Linked DNA regions of Homo sapiens: region 2 is linked to region 1. A link is a loop called in an ENCODE intact Hi-C map of the cell type or tissue named here. Cell type or tissue: HCT116. All regions are shown on one strand. Each heading gives the region's core, and the rest is flanking DNA. Links, peaks and the distances in the headings are about the cores only. Region 1 holds the start of LOC124905010 (a long non-coding RNA gene). Region 2 overlaps SYNJ1 (synaptojanin 1).

What was found. Hi-C counts contacts between places; a loop is a spot of excess contacts. Peaks named below come from ENCODE experiments on the same cell type or tissue, not always from the same donor. Only the 100,000 strongest peaks of a DNase experiment are listed, where the experiment ranks them.
Region 2: it touches region 1 in a loop (5-fold over the local background); 2 of 110 quality-filtered maps call a loop at or near these places.

What each region holds. Positions count from the first base shown.
Region 1 is chr21:32,743,918-32,752,257 of GRCh38, reverse strand. It overlaps PAXBP1 (PAX3 and PAX7 binding protein 1), which reads left to right. Exons shown (of 18, transcript NM_016631.4): 9 at 1,040-1,139; 10 at 1,226-1,341; 11 at 3,560-3,759; 12 at 6,540-6,684; 13 at 7,345-7,466. It overlaps LOC124905010 (a long non-coding RNA gene), which reads right to left and starts at 1,004. Exons shown (of 2, transcript XR_007067844.1): 1 at 906-1,004; 2 at 1-142. In HCT116, for the core only: no CTCF peak of the experiment used is centred there; no DNase peak of the experiment used is centred there.
Region 2 is chr21:32,677,803-32,686,142 of GRCh38, reverse strand. It overlaps SYNJ1 (synaptojanin 1), which reads left to right. Exons shown (of 33, transcript NM_203446.3): 9 at 226-395; 10 at 2,024-2,105; 11 at 4,495-4,647; 12 at 7,342-7,498. Among named protein-coding and RNA genes, the nearest start is that of SYNJ1, 46 kb to the left of the region's middle. In HCT116, for the core only: no CTCF peak of the experiment used is centred there; no DNase peak of the experiment used is centred there.

The DNA of each region.
Region 1 (8,340 bases), core at 9-8,008:
GGGGATCCCCAACAAAAGAACTGGCTCAGTACCTAGTGATCCGACGGAGACACCTCTGTTAGACAGCTCCTGCCCACACACACAGCTTCCAGTCTTGCTCTTCTATATGAACAGGCAGTTAACGATGATCATAAGGACCAACCTGAGCAGCAGAACCAAAGGGACTGAGGAAACAGACAGTGCTGGTACAAGTATGCAAGTTTTCTGTAAACAGATTACTTTCAAACAGTTGGGAGCCCCAGGGAGATAATAGAAGGTATCCTACTCAACAGGAGTATATAGAATGCTGTAGAAGAGGAATATTGTAAGAACAAGAACTATCTCTTGAAAACTAAAAATATGATAACTGAAATATAAATTTAAATAGGATTGGAAGCTAAAGCTAGGAAATTACCCTAGAATGTTTTTTGAGAAATGGAAAATACGAAGACCAAAAAAATAAAATAAAACTATGCTGTGAAAGAGAAAGATTAGCATTTGAGAAGGCGGAAGTTGGTCCTGCTCAGATGCGGTTTTCAGATGCCTTATTCTAAAAATAGTGATAGAAAACAAATTTCTACAAAGCAAAATTACAATAAATTTATTAAACTCTTGCAACAAAGCTGTTTTCTTATGTCTTCCTATGTTTTCCTGCTGTCATTCAATGTGATGCTGAAGTTCTTCCTCCTTAAAAATGTAATATTTTTCCCTTTGCACAGGTAATTTAGAGTTTTAATTTATTTGGTCATCATGATAGCTATTCCTGATAGCTGTCCTGTTACTTAGACATAAAAATAGTGAGTAAGCCCAATTACATATTTGTAGGGTTGTTGAACTCTTAAAAAGAAATCACTTCTTTAATTTTTCTACTTTTTAAAATGGGAACGCAGAATAATAATGAAATTTGTTCTAAACCAAAAACCTACCTGGTTTACCAGTTATTGCAGAATCTTGCCGTTGAGATTAGCAAGCAGTCTGTCGTAATGGCTTATTCTGTGCAAACTCTTTCCTCAAGATTGTTGAAAGATGGCTTTTAATTTTAACTGTTGTTGTTTTGCAGACAAAGCTCTGATGGCACCAAATCTTGACTCCTTTGGACGCGATCGGGCACTGTATCAAGAGCATGCAAAACGTCGCATTGCAGAGCGGGAGGCCAGGAGGTAATTCTCAAAACCCTTGCTCTGGCTTGTTTGGGAAGGGAGGAGTCTCTGTTATCTAGTTTGGGAACTTGATGTTTATTATTTAGGACTCGTCGTAGACAAGCCAGAGAACAAACCGGTAAGATGGCAGATCACCTTGAAGGCCTTTCCAGTGATGATGAAGAAACTTCTACAGATATTACTAATTTCAATCTGGAAAAAGGTTAGACATTTATTTGGAAATAAGACTCATCATCAGTTTAGTTTCTACTTGGGTATGGTTTTTACCATGAAATGATTTGAATCTTCATGGTCTCTGCATTAGAACCAGACACTTCTTTTTTAATTGCAGAAATTTGCATGCCTTTTTATTAGTGAATATCATGATGAATTCTCAAAAATAGGGGTAACATCTTCTCATAGGGTGTACTTAGTATTTGCATAATAAATGTTGTTACTGTTCCAAATGGTAGAATTTTAAGTGACTGGAAATGTGTCAGGTCCTTGAGGGCAGCTCTCATTGCAGCCTGTCTGGTCTGGAAAGGTAAAGCTTGGCAGTAGAGCACTCAGCCCTGAAGGAAACTCTTGATTTGGGGAGTCATAAGTAATCTCACCTTAGAGGAATGGTTAGTACTATTATGTGCCAGGCATTTTCAGAAGGATCCCAAATAAAAGTCTTCATTTCCCACCATTGGCTATAATTGTTTGGAATTATATCAATTGCACACCATTTGGAACTTAGTTGGAGAAGCTTCTTTCTCTTACTTTTTTTACAGTGAACATTTCTAAACAAAATTTGAAAGACTAGCACAGTGATCATCCACATACCTATCACTCAGATAACAATGCTTATGATTTCACCAAGTTTGCCTGGCTCTTTATACAAGGAGATGTGTGTGTTTGCTGAACCATTTGAAAGTAACTTACAGACCTCATGGCTCTTCACTCCCCAAAATTTCAGAGTGTGTTTCCTCTAAATGAGTATATTTTTCTGTATAATCACAGTATTATTATCTTTTTTCTTTTTGTTAGATGCCTATTCTGATTAAGTATTTCTTTTTTTAGCACAATAAGAAAACAGATTTCTTAATATCATGTCCATATATAATTTTTCTCAATGGCATCCTGGAAAAACCCTTTTTAGGAACTATTTTTATGGGTTATTTTGTGGTTTTTGAAACCAGGATCCACCTAAGGTTCATGCTCTGCATTTGGTTATGACATTTTTAAATCTGGAATAAATGAGTAACCCTAAGTACACATTCACACACCCACCCCTATTGTTCTTTAAATTTTTGAAGAGACCAGGCCACTTCTCTTATAGACTGTCCTATATTCTAGACTGGTCTGTATGTTTCCTCATAGCATTGTTTAACTTGTTCTTTGATCCATTTCTTGTAAACTGGAATTTAGGTCTGAAGGCTTAATTAGATTTAAGTTAAACTTTTTTTTTTTCTTCCCCAAGAATAATTTATACAGGATGCTGTTTCATACTGCTTAAAAGCACATGACAAATGTTAGACTGTCCCCACTATTAGCAATGTTAAGATTGATCTTGCAGTAAAGGTTCTCAGAACTTTATCTCTCCATTGTAAATATTTCCTTTTCCCAAGTAATCTGGGACATCATAAGAGTATCTTATTCTTGGTTGGGCACAGTGGCTCACACCTGTAATCCCAGCACTTTGGGAGGCCGAGGCAGCGGACCACTTGAAGTCAGGAATTCGAGACCAGCCTGGCTCACATGATGAAACTCCATCTCTACTAAAAATACAAAAATTAGTTGGGCATGGTGGCGCATACCTGTAATCCCAGCTACTCAGGAGGCTGAGGCAGGAGAATCACTTGAACCTGGGAGGCAGAGATTGCAGTGAGCTGAGATCGCACCACTTCACTCCAGCCTGGGTGACAGAGTGAGAATCTGTCTCAAAAAAAAAAAAAAAATCTTATTCGCAAATAACTTTTCACTTAAAGTTCCTAGCATCCATTCAGCTGATAGTTGGCTATGTCAGTTATTATAATCACCAACAGAGTTTGAATGAAGCAATGTGATTAGTGACTGATTATGATGCACAGCTGTTAATCTGTGCAGTGATCTGTGAACTAAAAAGCTAGCGGCACAATTACTTATGGCTAATACACCGTAGTAACTGAAATTTGAACCATCTTGTTTGGGAACAGGTTTTATTTAGCCAAACTGTGGTAGAAAAATTGTATATACTGGAACTGCAAAACAAGGACTGGCTGCACTTTAGTTTACATAATAGACAAATTGAAACTTCAATTTATTTTTTTCTTCTAAATTGTGACTAACAATTGGCCCTTTGTTAATGAGCGTATCTTCTGATACTGAAGCTACAAAGAAAACACTGAAAATATTGGACTGTTTTTTTCCTACTTCATACTAATGTATGGTTCTCTGTGGGGTTTTGTTGTTTTTAGATCGAATTTCAAAAGAATCCGGCAAAGTTTTTGAAGATGTCCTTGAAAGTTTCTATTCAATTGACTGTATTAAATCACAGTTTGAAGCATGGCGTTCAAAATACTACACATCCTACAAAGATGCTTACATTGGCCTTTGTTTGCCAAAATTATTCAACCCCCTCATACGACTTCAGCTCCTCACTTGGACTCCTCTTGAGGTGAGTGGCTTCTGTCACTATTAGAAAGTGTTATAATTTGATATCTGGGTAATTTTAATCTCAAAGCTAGAGATGTAAGCTTAAGCAAAATATTTTGCAGGGGTGATAGGGCATAGGCTATAATTGATAGATTGTATCTGGTTATAATCTTATGATCTTTCCTTTTAAGTTTCATGTCTTCCCAGCAGAGCTATGTGTTTTTTTTGTTGTTGTTGTTGTTTTTTCAGTTTACATATAATCCTTTTTTCAGCCAGCTGAAATTATATGCAGTAACACTGGGATATGAACATGAATAGTAAGAACTTGGTCCTTTGATCCTAGAGGAACTCAGAACCAGATGGGAAAGCACAATGAGGCAGGTGTGAAATGAGGACATGACCCAAGTCAGTTGTCATGGTGAGAAAAATTGATAGGCCAGGCATGGTGGCTCATGCTTGTAATCCCAACAGTTTGGGAGGCCAAGGCGGGAGGATTGTTTGAGCTCAGGAGTTCAAGACCAGCCTGGGCAACATAGCAAGACCTTGTCTCTACTTAAAAAAAAAAAAAAAAAATTAGCTGTGGTGGCATGTGCTCATATTCCTAGCTACTTCGGGGGCTGAGGCAGGATTGCTTGAGCCCGGGAGATCAAGGCTGTAATGAGCTATGATTGTGCCACTGCACTGCAGCCTGGGTGATAGAACAAGACCTGCCACAAGAAAAAAAAAAAAAGATAAGGAGGTGGAATCAAGAGGACCTATTGGCCTGTCATATAAGGGAGGGGGCTAGAATTGACTCTGGAGGTCTAGTGGTGATGTTTACAATGTGGTTTTAGAAGTTACCAACGTGGGTGAAGCTGTAGACATGGTTGAGATTGGCTAGGTTGAATTTGTGAACTATAAGGAAAAGGGAGCTGAGGTTGATGCCATGGAAACACAACTGAAAAAAATGTGAGCTCTGAGAAGCATTCAGCTCACAGCTCCTATTTCCTGTGTGCTCTTGGCCAGACCTTCTGAAGTTTTGCTGTGTGCATGAGTGTCTTGGTAGATAGCAAAGGCCCAAGACTGTATTTTGGAGTTATTTTTCTGTGTCCCCCACTCCTCTGCCCCACAGTTTCCAGCTGTGTCAGCCTTCCTGAGCTCCACCCTCTGTCTCCTCCACTCAGCAAAACTGCTCTGCTGTCCTGAACTAGCATCTCACCTCATTTGATTCCTTTCTTTAAAGGGTCATAGTCTTGTGCTGCCTATGGTCCATTGTATTTTGTCCAGTTCTTTTTTATTTTCTTTGGCTTTTAAGTTCCAGGGTACATGTGCAGATTTGTTACATAGGTAAACATGTGACATGGTGGTTTACAGCACAGATCAACCCATCACCTTGGTAGGAAGCCTAGCATCCAGTAGCTGTTGTTGCTCTCCCTCCCCCAAGTCCCCACCCCCACCCCCCAACAGGCCTCAGTGTGTGTTTTTCCCCAGTATGTGTCCATATATTCTCATTGTTCAGCTCCCACTTGCGAGAACATGTGGTGCTTGGGTTTCTGTTCCTGCGTTAGTTTGCTGAGGATAATGGCTTCTAGCTCCATCCATGTCCCTGCAAAGGACATGACCTCGTTCCTTTTTATGGCTGCATAGTATTCCATGGTGTATATGTATAACATTTTCTTTATCCAGTCTATAATTGATGGGCATTTGGGTTGATTCCATGTCTTTGCTATTGTGAATAGTGCTGCAGTGAACATACATATGCATGTAGCTTTATAATAGAATGATTTATATTTCTGTAGGTATATACCCAGTAATGGGATTGCTGGGTCAAATGGCATTTCTGCTTCTAGATCTGTGAGGAATTGGCACACTGTCTTCCTTACACTCCCACCAATAGTGTAAAAGTGTTCCTTTTTCTCTGAAACCTTACCAGCATCTTTTGTTTCTGGACTTTTAAATAATTCCCATTCTGATTGGCATGGGATGGTATCTCATTGTGGTTTAGATTTGCATTTCTCCAATCATCGGTGATGTTGAGCTTTTTTTCATGTTTGTTGGCTACATGAATGTCTTCTTTTGAGAAGTATCTGTTCATGTCCTTTGCCCACTTTTAATGGGGTTGTTTTTTTCCTATAAAGTTTCCTGTAGACTCTGGATATTAGACCTTTGTCAGATGGATAGATTGCAAGAATTTTCTCCCATTCTGTAGGTTGTCTGTTCACTCTGATAATAGTTTCTTTTGCTGCGTAGAAGCTCTTTAGTTGAATTAGATACCATTTGTCAATTTTTGCTTTTGTTGCAGTTGCTTTTGGTGTTTTTGTCGTGAAATCTTTGCCCATGCCGATGTCTTGAATGGTATTGCCTAGATTTTCTTCTAGGATTTTTATAGTTTTGGGGTTTACATTTAAGTCTTTAATCCATCTTGACTTAACTTTTGTATATGGTGTAAGGAAGGAGCCCAGTTTCAATTTTCTGTATATGGCTAGCCAATTCTCCCAACACCATTTATTAAACAGGGAATCTTTTCCCCATTGCTTGTTCGTGTCAGGTTTGTCGGAGATCAGATGGTTGTAGGTGTGCGGTCTTATTGCTGAGTTCTCTATTCTGTTCCATTGGTCTATGTGTCTGTTTTTGTATCAGTACCATGCTGTTTTGGTTACTGTGGCCTTATAGTTTGAAGTCTGGTAGCATGATATCTCCAGCCGTCCAGTTTTTAGTTGTTTGCAACCAAAGGTTAAATCCAGTTCTTGTTTCTCTTATCATAGCTGGAAGCAGAAATAGCCACTATTTTAGTATTTGGGTAACCTTTTAAATGTCTTTTAGGCAAAATGTCGTGACTTTGAGAATATGCTGTGGTTTGAATCTTTGCTGTTTTATGGTTGTGAAGAACGAGAGCAAGAAAAAGATGATGTAGATGTTGCCCTACTACCTACCATTGTGGAAAAGGTGATTCTTCCTAAACTAACAGGTAAATCTCCTGTTCTCTGAATTGAGCATTCAGACACACTGGCTTTCTCAAATCTATTTTTATGAGTTTATAATTCAGAGCATGTTTCCTTATAGAAATTACATGAGAAATAATAGTTACCACCTGGCCCAGAGATGGCTAGAGGGCAGAGGGGTTCTTATCCTGGGACTTGAAGACCACTTTAGGGTGGGCCTGTAGTTGAGTGCAGTAATTGCTTCATAGGTGAGGTTTAGAAATTCAAAGACTGACTGAAGCAAAATTATACAGAGTTTGAGGGAGGAGGATATGCATTTATGTGGGGAGCAATTAAAATGCTTTCATAAGTTCCTCAAAAAAGATTAGGAATCATTGATACAGGAATCTATTTTAAATACTAGAAATGTTAGTTTGAAATTCTTGATGCCAAGACAACATTTCTACAGAAATCCTCTTTTTTCCTAATCTTTATTTTCCCTGAGTACCAGAAATAAGAATAATCTATCCTCTCTCCACATCCCTATCCCTCCAAATTCCCACAGTTAATAGGACAAAGAAGACTAAAGCTTATATTGTAGAAAAAGAGGAAAAATAAATTAGGATTGGCATTAATAGAGGTCTGCTTGACAAAAAATTAAAGGTACAATTGGCTTCTGTGTCTCAATCCTCTTTTTTTCTTAATAGTGATAGCTGAAAATATGTGGGACCCTTTTTCTACAACACAGACTTCAAGAATGGTGGGAATTACACTAAAATTAATCAATGGATATCCTTCAGTAGTGAATGCAGAAAATAAAAATACACAGGTAATTTAGTATCTTTTGAAGCCTTTTTTTTTTTTCCTCTTTCTGTTGAATATGAGCAAGCATTGAGAGAATGAGTGGTTATCCTAAACCAATCAGAAATCTGGTTCTCCCACTTGGGCCATCAGGGCCATTAAAGCCTGAAATACACAAAATTTGAGATGTTAGGTTTTTTTTTTCTTTTTTTTATACCTAGTCCCGCAGAGAGATGTTAGTTTTCAGTTTAAAAAAATCAATATGGAAGGAAGATGTCATCATTTTAAATAGCCTTTCATTATGATTTCTCACCACCACACCTCAGTCCCAATCCAACTAATCAAATGTCCTTTTAAAGACTGTATTTTCTGGGGGGAAATGAGAAACCAAAATGTTAACAATTGATAATTTAAGCTTGTCCAACCCGTGGCCCATGGACATGTGGCCCAGGACGGCTTTGAATGCGGCCCAACACAAATTTGTAAACTGTCTTAATACATGAAATTTATGCACAGACCCCGCCCCCCTCCTTTTTTTTTTTCTTTTTTTTTTTTTTTTAGCTCATCAGCTGTCATTAGTGTCATTGTATTTTATGTGTGGCCCAAGACAGTTCTTCCAGTATGGCCCAGGGAAGCCAAAAGATTGGGCACCCAAACCATTTAAACAGCATATAAAACAACTAGATACTGTTTTATAACTAGTTGCCAAACTTAAAGTTAATGCTCTTCAGGGGCCATTCATAGAAGCTGTTTAAATGTAGAGAAGGTGGGTGCTCTTTGTCATTGTTGAATTTTCACTTTGAGAGCTAGATTATGTGTCTGGTCTTAAATCTTTATGTAGACTAAGGAATTGAAAGATTTCTAAAGCTTTATTGCTTGGCAGTTGTTGAGGAATGAACTAA
Region 2 (8,340 bases), core at 95-8,094, 66 kb after region 1:
AAAAATAAAATGCTGGCAATTGGAAATAATTTTTTATTTCCTAAGCCAGATGAGAATATTATTTAAGTACACTGATGTTAATTGTGTCACCGTATCTCTCAGGGATAGTTTTTGAGGCTTTAGGGAAAAGATTTATTGCCAGTGTCAATGAAATGTGATGAATATTTAGATGGATATTTGCCTTTTTACTTTCATTTAGATGAATATTTGCCTTTTTACTTTCAGAGTCATTTGAAAGCTTCTGAACATGCTGCTGATATCCAGATGGTGAATTTTGACTATCATCAAATGGTTAAGGGAGGAAAGGCAGAAAAATTACATAGTGTTCTTAAACCTCAAGTCCAGAAGTTTCTAGATTATGGATTTTTTTATTTCAATGGAAGTGAAGTTCAAAGGTTTGACTGTTCTGTTTCTCTGTTCTTTGAATTGGAACATTAATTAAAAATTATTCTTAACGTTGAACTCTTAAATTTTCTTTTTAAAATTAAAGTTTATAATTAAATATCTTTTAAATATTTCATTTTATTTTTATTTTTATTATTTTGAAATAGGGCCTCACTTTGTTGCCCAGGCTGGTGTGCAGTGGTGCAGTCTCAGCTCCCTGCAGCCTCTGCCTTCTGGTTTCAGGAGATCCTCTCACCTCAGCCTCCTGAGTAGCTGGGACTACAGGTGTGTGCCACCATGCCTGGCTTATTTTTTTTTTTTTTTTTTTTTTTTGGTAGAGACGGGGGTCTCCCTGTATTGCCCTGGCTGGGCTCAAACTCCTGGGCTCAAGTGATCCACCTGCCTCAGCCTCCCAAAGTGCTAGGTTTACAGGCATGAGCCATCTCACCCATCCTATACTTGATTTTAAACTTGTTTTTCTTTCTTTAGAATTCACCAAATAATAATGAGAGGTTACATTAGTGAGCGCATTTTATGGAGCAGGCAGTGTACTTAAGTCTTTTTTTTTTTTTTTTTTGAGACGGAGTCTCGCTCTGTCGCCCAGGCTGGAGTGCAGTGGTGCGATCTTGGCTCACTGCAAGCTCCGCCTCCCGGGCTCATGCCAGTCTCCTGCCTCAGCCTCCTGAGTAGCTGGGACTACAAGCGCCCGCCACCACTCCCGGCTGTTTTTTTTTTGTATTTTTAGTAGAGACGGGGTTTCACCGTGTTAGCCAGGATGGTCTCGATCTCCTGACCTCGTGATCCACCCGCCTCCGCCTCCCAAAGTGCTGGGATTACAGGCGTGAGCCACCGCGCCCGGCCGTACTTAAGTCTTAACATGTATCAATAACAATTATAGGGATAGACTCTATTATTATGCCCATTTCCATCTGCTGCAAGTCTCATAATTAGCAAGTGTTAGAACTGGGATTCGTCTGGCTCCATACTTCATGCTGTTATATATGAAACTGTTTTGCTTCTCTTTTAAAACTTACGTTTTAATATTTCTTGATGCCAGTAAAGATTATTAAATGCAAATAGAAGTGAAAGGCTTTGTTTACTGTCTGCTTTAGTATAATTTAAATATTCAGTTTTTGTATGTGAAATAGAGGAGAAAAGTAAATGTTAAGAGAGTTAAGTTCAGAATATAGGTTAAGGGAAACTTTAGTGCAGAAAGCTCAAATTTTTAATTTTTCAATTTGTATTTTATTTAGCATCAATGCTGTAGACACAGTCATTAGAGATAACAGATCTTAGGTTTAAAAAAATTTTGTTCTATAAATATTTTTATTTTATGTGCAAAGAACTGTAAGAGCATAAACCTGAATGTATATTTAGTTTCTAATTGTTGGCCTAATTAAAAATAAGTGTGTGATAGATAATGTAATGAAGCATATGTGACAAAATGTTAACAGTTGTCAAATTTAAATGGTGGGTATATGGATGTTCACAGTATAATTTTTTTTGTATATTTGAATACTGTAATAATAAAAAGTTGGAGAGGGAAGGTGGATGCTACATTTTAATTACCTCAATTATTCACTGTTTGTTTTAGCTTTATTTTTGTTCCAAACTGGATATTTAACTTTATTGGTTACAGATGCCAGAGTGGTACAGTTCGAACAAACTGCTTGGATTGTCTTGATAGAACAAATAGTGTGCAGGCATTTCTTGGCTTAGAGGTAAAAGAATAAATTAAAATGTATGTGCCTTGTATCATCTGCCTCTTTAAGTGCTTTTTGAATACTTATGTTTCTTATTACCTTCCAGAAAGTGTATGTAATGTTATGCTTCATTTTGTACTTCTAATCTCTGTCTCTTTTTTTGGCCAAACTTTCTTTTGATTTAAATATTTCCTTTACCTGATCTTCATATTCTCTTTAGGTAGCTCTCTATCTACTTCTGTTGTTCCTTATTCTCCCTTTTAAAATCTGCTGTTTATAGTATTTCAACAATTTTTTCCCTGTCTTTTGGAGGAAATATATATGTGTGGGTGTGGGTGTATGTGTGTATTTGGCCTTTTATTCTCTGTGTTGTCTTTTAAAAATCTATTTTAGGATAAGAAGGGTCTATTTTCATATGTACAATTATATAGGACTATATTTTTGACAATTTGTAACCCAATCCAGTTTGTTTGGTGTTTTCAAATTAGTAGCTATAAAAAAACAGGATCAGATGAAAATGCCATAGTTAGTGAGAATGAAAATGAATGCAATTCAACTTCTCTGATACCAATCCAGTTTGTTTGGTGTTTTCAAATTAGTAGCTATAAAAAAACAGGATCAGATGAAAATGCCATAGTTAGTGAGAATGAAAATGAATGCAATTCAACTTCTCTGATAAGGTCGCTGTTTGCAACGTTTTTTCTTTTTTTTTTTTCTTTACTACTTATCCATCAGATTCAGCCTAAGATAAACATAGTCTCAACTCTTTGACAAACTATTTAGCAATGCTGAGCTTTCTAAGTCTTCCCTCCTCTGCAAGTTAAGGTTATAAGGCTGTGGCTAAACTTCGTTTAGTTCCATCAGAACTTAACATAGTTCTCAAATACTATAAAAAAACAGCAATAGGAAGTTACATGTTCTTATTTCCTTTAGTTAATGATCTTAAATTTGACCTGAGTATTGGTTAATTAGTTACTTTGCAGCTGAGGTTCTTTATCTCAAAAATGAAAGTACAGTGTATAAAATTCTCTACTACAGAATATATTTTTCATGTAACTAAATAAATTTTACTGTTTGGATTTTTTGAGTATGTTTTTGATGTTTATTTGTAATTTATTTAGAAAATTTGACAGAAACAAGAAAATGAAAGCAAGCATGTTGGTCATTTAGATAAGAGTTTATCACATGCCTTGGATTTGTTTCAAGTTTTAAGTGGCTGAATAAATGTACATGGATTCTGATAATAAGCTTATTGAAGTACTTGGACCTCTTCATCAAAATTATAACAGATGTTAGTTTTCAGGATCTGACTTAGCTGATTCTCCACTGTTGATAGTTAGGAATTAGAAAACTCCCTAGGATAGCAATTGGTTGACAGGTTACAAAGTTTGACACCAAGATAGACAAAGCCAAACTAGTAGAGGAATAAGATCAGTTTTGCCCAGTTCCTTGAAGAAAGATTTAAATGATAAAGGAGGCCCTGGGGCTCATTTTGTTTTATTCTCCATGCTAGCAAAGAACAGCTCTGGTGTAAGTCTCTAGGTAATTAAATGAACCCAGTTTAAGGTTTTTTTAATCTTATTTTAGCTTTTGGTTCTTCTATAATTATGGATGATCACCATACTTACATGATAAAATAAAACGTAAATTGGAAAGAGTTAAGTTAAAATGCAAGGCATAGAATATGACTAGATTCCAAATACACAGATTGGATAAAGATCGAACATTGACTCTGTCAGATTTATAGGCTAGAATTCTTGCATATAAAGATCAATAACTTTTTGGAACACTTTTATTGTTATATGTGATAAGGACTTGTGGAAGCCGAGAGGTCCTTGAATTTCTTGCATGCTCTTCCCCCTAGTTCTTCCCTTATATATATTACCGATGTGGATTTTATGCATAAAAAGCTGTCATGACTTCATTCAGAAGTTTTACTTATTTTCTTTATTTTGTGACAATTTAAGAGCAACTCCTTTTTTTCATTTTTTTTACCTTAATTACTTAAACTTATAAAGCCAAATCCAAAAGTTAAAGAGACCTAGTTATTTATGTTTAGGACTAAGTAAACTTTTTTTTATTCTAATGCAGGCTGTTGATTGATGAATTCTTTTAGGTGGGCAAGGTAAACAACTCTGATTTATAGGGATACTTTAATAAGATAAATTTTATCATTTAACCAGAAAGAAGTCCTTATCAATACTTGTAGTTTCCATTGATACAGTATTTGTTTTAAAAATTGAAATGATGGGAAATAACTCAGCCTAGTAAACTGTTATGTTTTCAGAAGCTAGTCCCAAATAGTGCTATAATGATAAATTTTTGGTTTGATTCTGGTAGTTCTTAAAAGCCATATTACAATTAATATATTAATGTACTTATAAAAATTTCTTGTTTGCTTTTTAAGATGCTAGCTAAACAGTTGGAAGCTCTTGGTTTAGCTGAAAAGCCTCAGTTGGTGACTCGCTTTCAAGAAGTTTTTCGGTCAATGTGGTCCGTGAATGGTGATTCAATCAGTAAGATATATGCAGGAACTGGAGCTCTTGAAGGGAAAGCGAAGGTATATCTAGATCTATCATAACATTACAGAATATCCTCTTTTTCCTCTCTTCATAAAGCTTTTAAATGGCCTTTTAAAAGTTAATAGATGGTTTAAATTAATAGATGTGTCTTAGAATTCTGTTTAATGTGCTTTTATGCCTTCTTTGATACTTCCTTTCACAGTGGATACTAGTGAATAAATGGAAGATAGGTATTTCCCTAAGTTTGGGAAGTATGTATATATAACGTATCTAGTCATTTAGTGACAATCCACTAAGATGATATATATTGCTCTTTTTTTCATGATTTCCCTTGTATATCTGTTTTACTTTTTGTATTGTTTGTTTTGATTACAAATATGATTTTTAAAACCATAGACCTCTTAATAAAGGGTTCTCTCTTATTTGGCTTTGCGTTCCCTGCACTTAACACAGTGCCTACTGTTAATAGATGTGTGACGTATGCCACTTGGACAAGTAAGTCCATCAACAGCTTATGCAGTGCTTACTAGGAACCCAAGATTAGGGCATAATTGATCTTTACTTATCTTACCTTAGAAAGGTGGCTATCAAGATGTGCCAACGAAGTGTGAGATATGGGCCAGGTGTGGTGGCTGACGCCTATAATCCCAGCACTTTGGGAGGCTGAGGCAGGTGGATCACTTGAGACCAGGAGTTCTAGTCTAGCCTGGCCAACATAGCGAAACCACATCTCTACTGAAAATAGAAAATACTAGCTGGGCATGGTGGTGCACACCTGAAATCCCAGCTACTCGGGAGTTTGAGGCATGAGAATCACTTGAACCCAGGAGGTGGTGGTTGCAGTGAGCCAAGATCACGCCACTGCACTCCATCCAGCCTGAGTGACAGAGTGAGACTCTGTTCCAAAAAAAAAAAAGAATGGACTTAATTATAATTGTCTGTTTCATCATTACTTTTTATTTCCTGGTATTATCTACAGACTACTTTCTTCTCAAGTATTTGTCCCTTATTGAGGGAGTTTGGAACAATACTTGAGATAGTTTTCATTATTTTATATTCTTAAATATTGTTTAACTTTTTAAGGATCCTGGCCTCACTTGAATTTATCAACTTTCTAAATCTCCACAATTTCTCAAATTATTTCAAGAATAGAAATGAGAACATTTATCACTTTTATAGTTCTCATTCAGCTTCTTCCATACAGCAACTGAAATTCTTTAAAGACCATTCATGGTCTCCAAGTCTTCTTTTAATTTCCAAGTCTTCCTCTTCTGTGTCTCATAATATGCCATGCCTCTGCCCAGAGGTATTGGCCTTACCTGCAAAGTTTCTTTTGTTCAACTCATAGAAATAATTTGTATTGACTTTTACAAATATTTACTTCTTAAGTGGTCCCTATTTTTGTAAACATCAAATTGTTAAACTTTGATTTATTCCTTTTAAACAACATAATTCTTGCTATTAAAAGCTGATTCTCAAACTATTGCTTAAAATATTCTTTTATATACTTCTACCTTTTCATTTCTGCAGTGACTACAATATATGTACAGAGGTTACATATATTTTCAGTGGTCTTTTATCTTTAACATAATATATAGATATAAAATTTTATACATTAAATATGCTAGCCTGAATTGAACTAAAATCTAACATCTGAACTGCTCTTTCTTTTCCTTTTCTCTGGGTTCCTTTTGATTAATTGCCTGATAATGTGAATGGTGAGTGTCTTTTCAAATAATGTCATTTGCATATGCTATTATATAGAAAGAAATAACACTTAATGCCAAACATTAATTGCTTATTAAATATAGTAGCATTCATTTAATGGCATTGAAGAAAACTGGTTCTTCATTTAGTGGCATTTAAGAAAATTGGCTCTTTATTCTAAAAAGAAGCCTTGAGTTACTGTTATTTCTTTAAAGAATAAAAATTACATATTGCAAACTGAAGTTATTTCCTAAAAGACGCAAGTTTTTTGTTTTGACAATCATCAAAATCTGTAAGATCAAAATAAATCATTATGGTAACTAACATGCCTAAGTAAAATATATATTCATTAAAAGTTATAATCAAATCTCACTATAGGAATAAGTTTATTATCTTATGATGTATTTTTGCATGGGCAATAAAATGACTCAAAATATACAAACTGTAGTTTACATGTAATATTCGTTTATGAACTGTACTTGTAAATTTCTTTTGAGACTAGACCTTCATTCTTAGGTTTAGTTTTAATTTTAACTCATGTAAGCTATTTGGGAGCAATTTCCATTTTCTTTTTCTACTACCAAAGTAATTTGAAGTTTTTCTAGGGGCAGTTAAGCTCAGTGTATCTTCTTTTATCTCCCATTTCTCCTTACCCATTTTATCCCCAAGTTTACAAATTACCTTGTAAGAAGGAATTTTCTTGTTTTAAATAAGTTCACTTCAGTTTATTTCCTTTGTAATAAGCAATTTTAAACATTTGTTGCCCTAGATGTAATTACTGGATGAGGTTGTAGCACTGAGCTTTTTCATTTCTTTGTGCAGAGCTTTAATCCAAAAGAAGAAAGGAAACAGTGACATGTTGGAGGCATTTTAATTGTCATGACTATATATTCAAAATAGAACGATTAGGTCCTTTTTTATACTAAAATCATATAAAACTGATTTAAAATTTCAAAAAACCTAATGAGTAAAATCAGTAATATTTAAAATGAAAATCTGCGCTCCTTTCTTAACAGGCTGGAAAGTTAAAAGATGGTGCTCGCTCTGTTACCCGAACAATTCAGAATAACTTCTTTGACAGCTCCAAGCAAGAGGCCATTGATGTTTTGCTACTGGGAAATACTCTGAATAGTGATTTAGCTGACAAAGCTCGAGCACTTTTAACTACTGGAAGTTTGCGTGGTATGTGCACTTTATATTTTATTTGTTATTTATATTCCTAAAGGTCCAAGAGGTAAATGTAAACTTATTTACACAGAATTTTTAGTTGGTTAAAATAGTTTTTGAAGGGATTTCTGTAAAGGTAATTTTTGAAAAGTACATTCTCCAAGGGAAGTTTGTCTGTTTTAAAATATTTGTACAATCAGTGGTATTACTAAGCTGTAAACTGAGGCCCTTGCATGGTTTCTTCTATAGATTATGATTGAGGGGTAAATAATTAAGCATTGTTAACTTTGTACAAGGCAGTATTTCATAGAATATTCAGCTAGTACTTGTAATACAGCATTTAATAATCTAATTATGCAGAAAAATGCTTTACTGGGAAAACTAATGCCTATATTGGTTATTTTTTAAATCACTATCCCAAAAGTTTCTGTAACTTGGTCTTAACTTTTAATTGCTATTGTTTGAATAAGCATTAAATCATATTAATAATTTAAAGTAGTGCTAATTATTGGGCACTAACTGCTATTACCAATTTTAATATTTGAAATAAATATATGACCTTCAGAATAGGTTTTCACCTTCCACTGTGTCTTTTAAAAAAAAACTTCTCCTATCAGTGAGCACATAAAAGTAGCATGACGGGAAAACTCAACATTCATTGTAGAATTTAATAGATTAGACTTACTTTTTCTTTCTCTAAAATGTATTGAGGTATAATTGACAAAATAAATTTTTTCCATTTTAACTTTTTAGCACTCTGAAAAAGAAATTTTTTTTCTGTTAGCCCTAAACCAAACTTTTTAATGTTCCCTGTTCAAGTGGGAGAAAATTGTTTCTGCATCAAGTAATGTATTCTT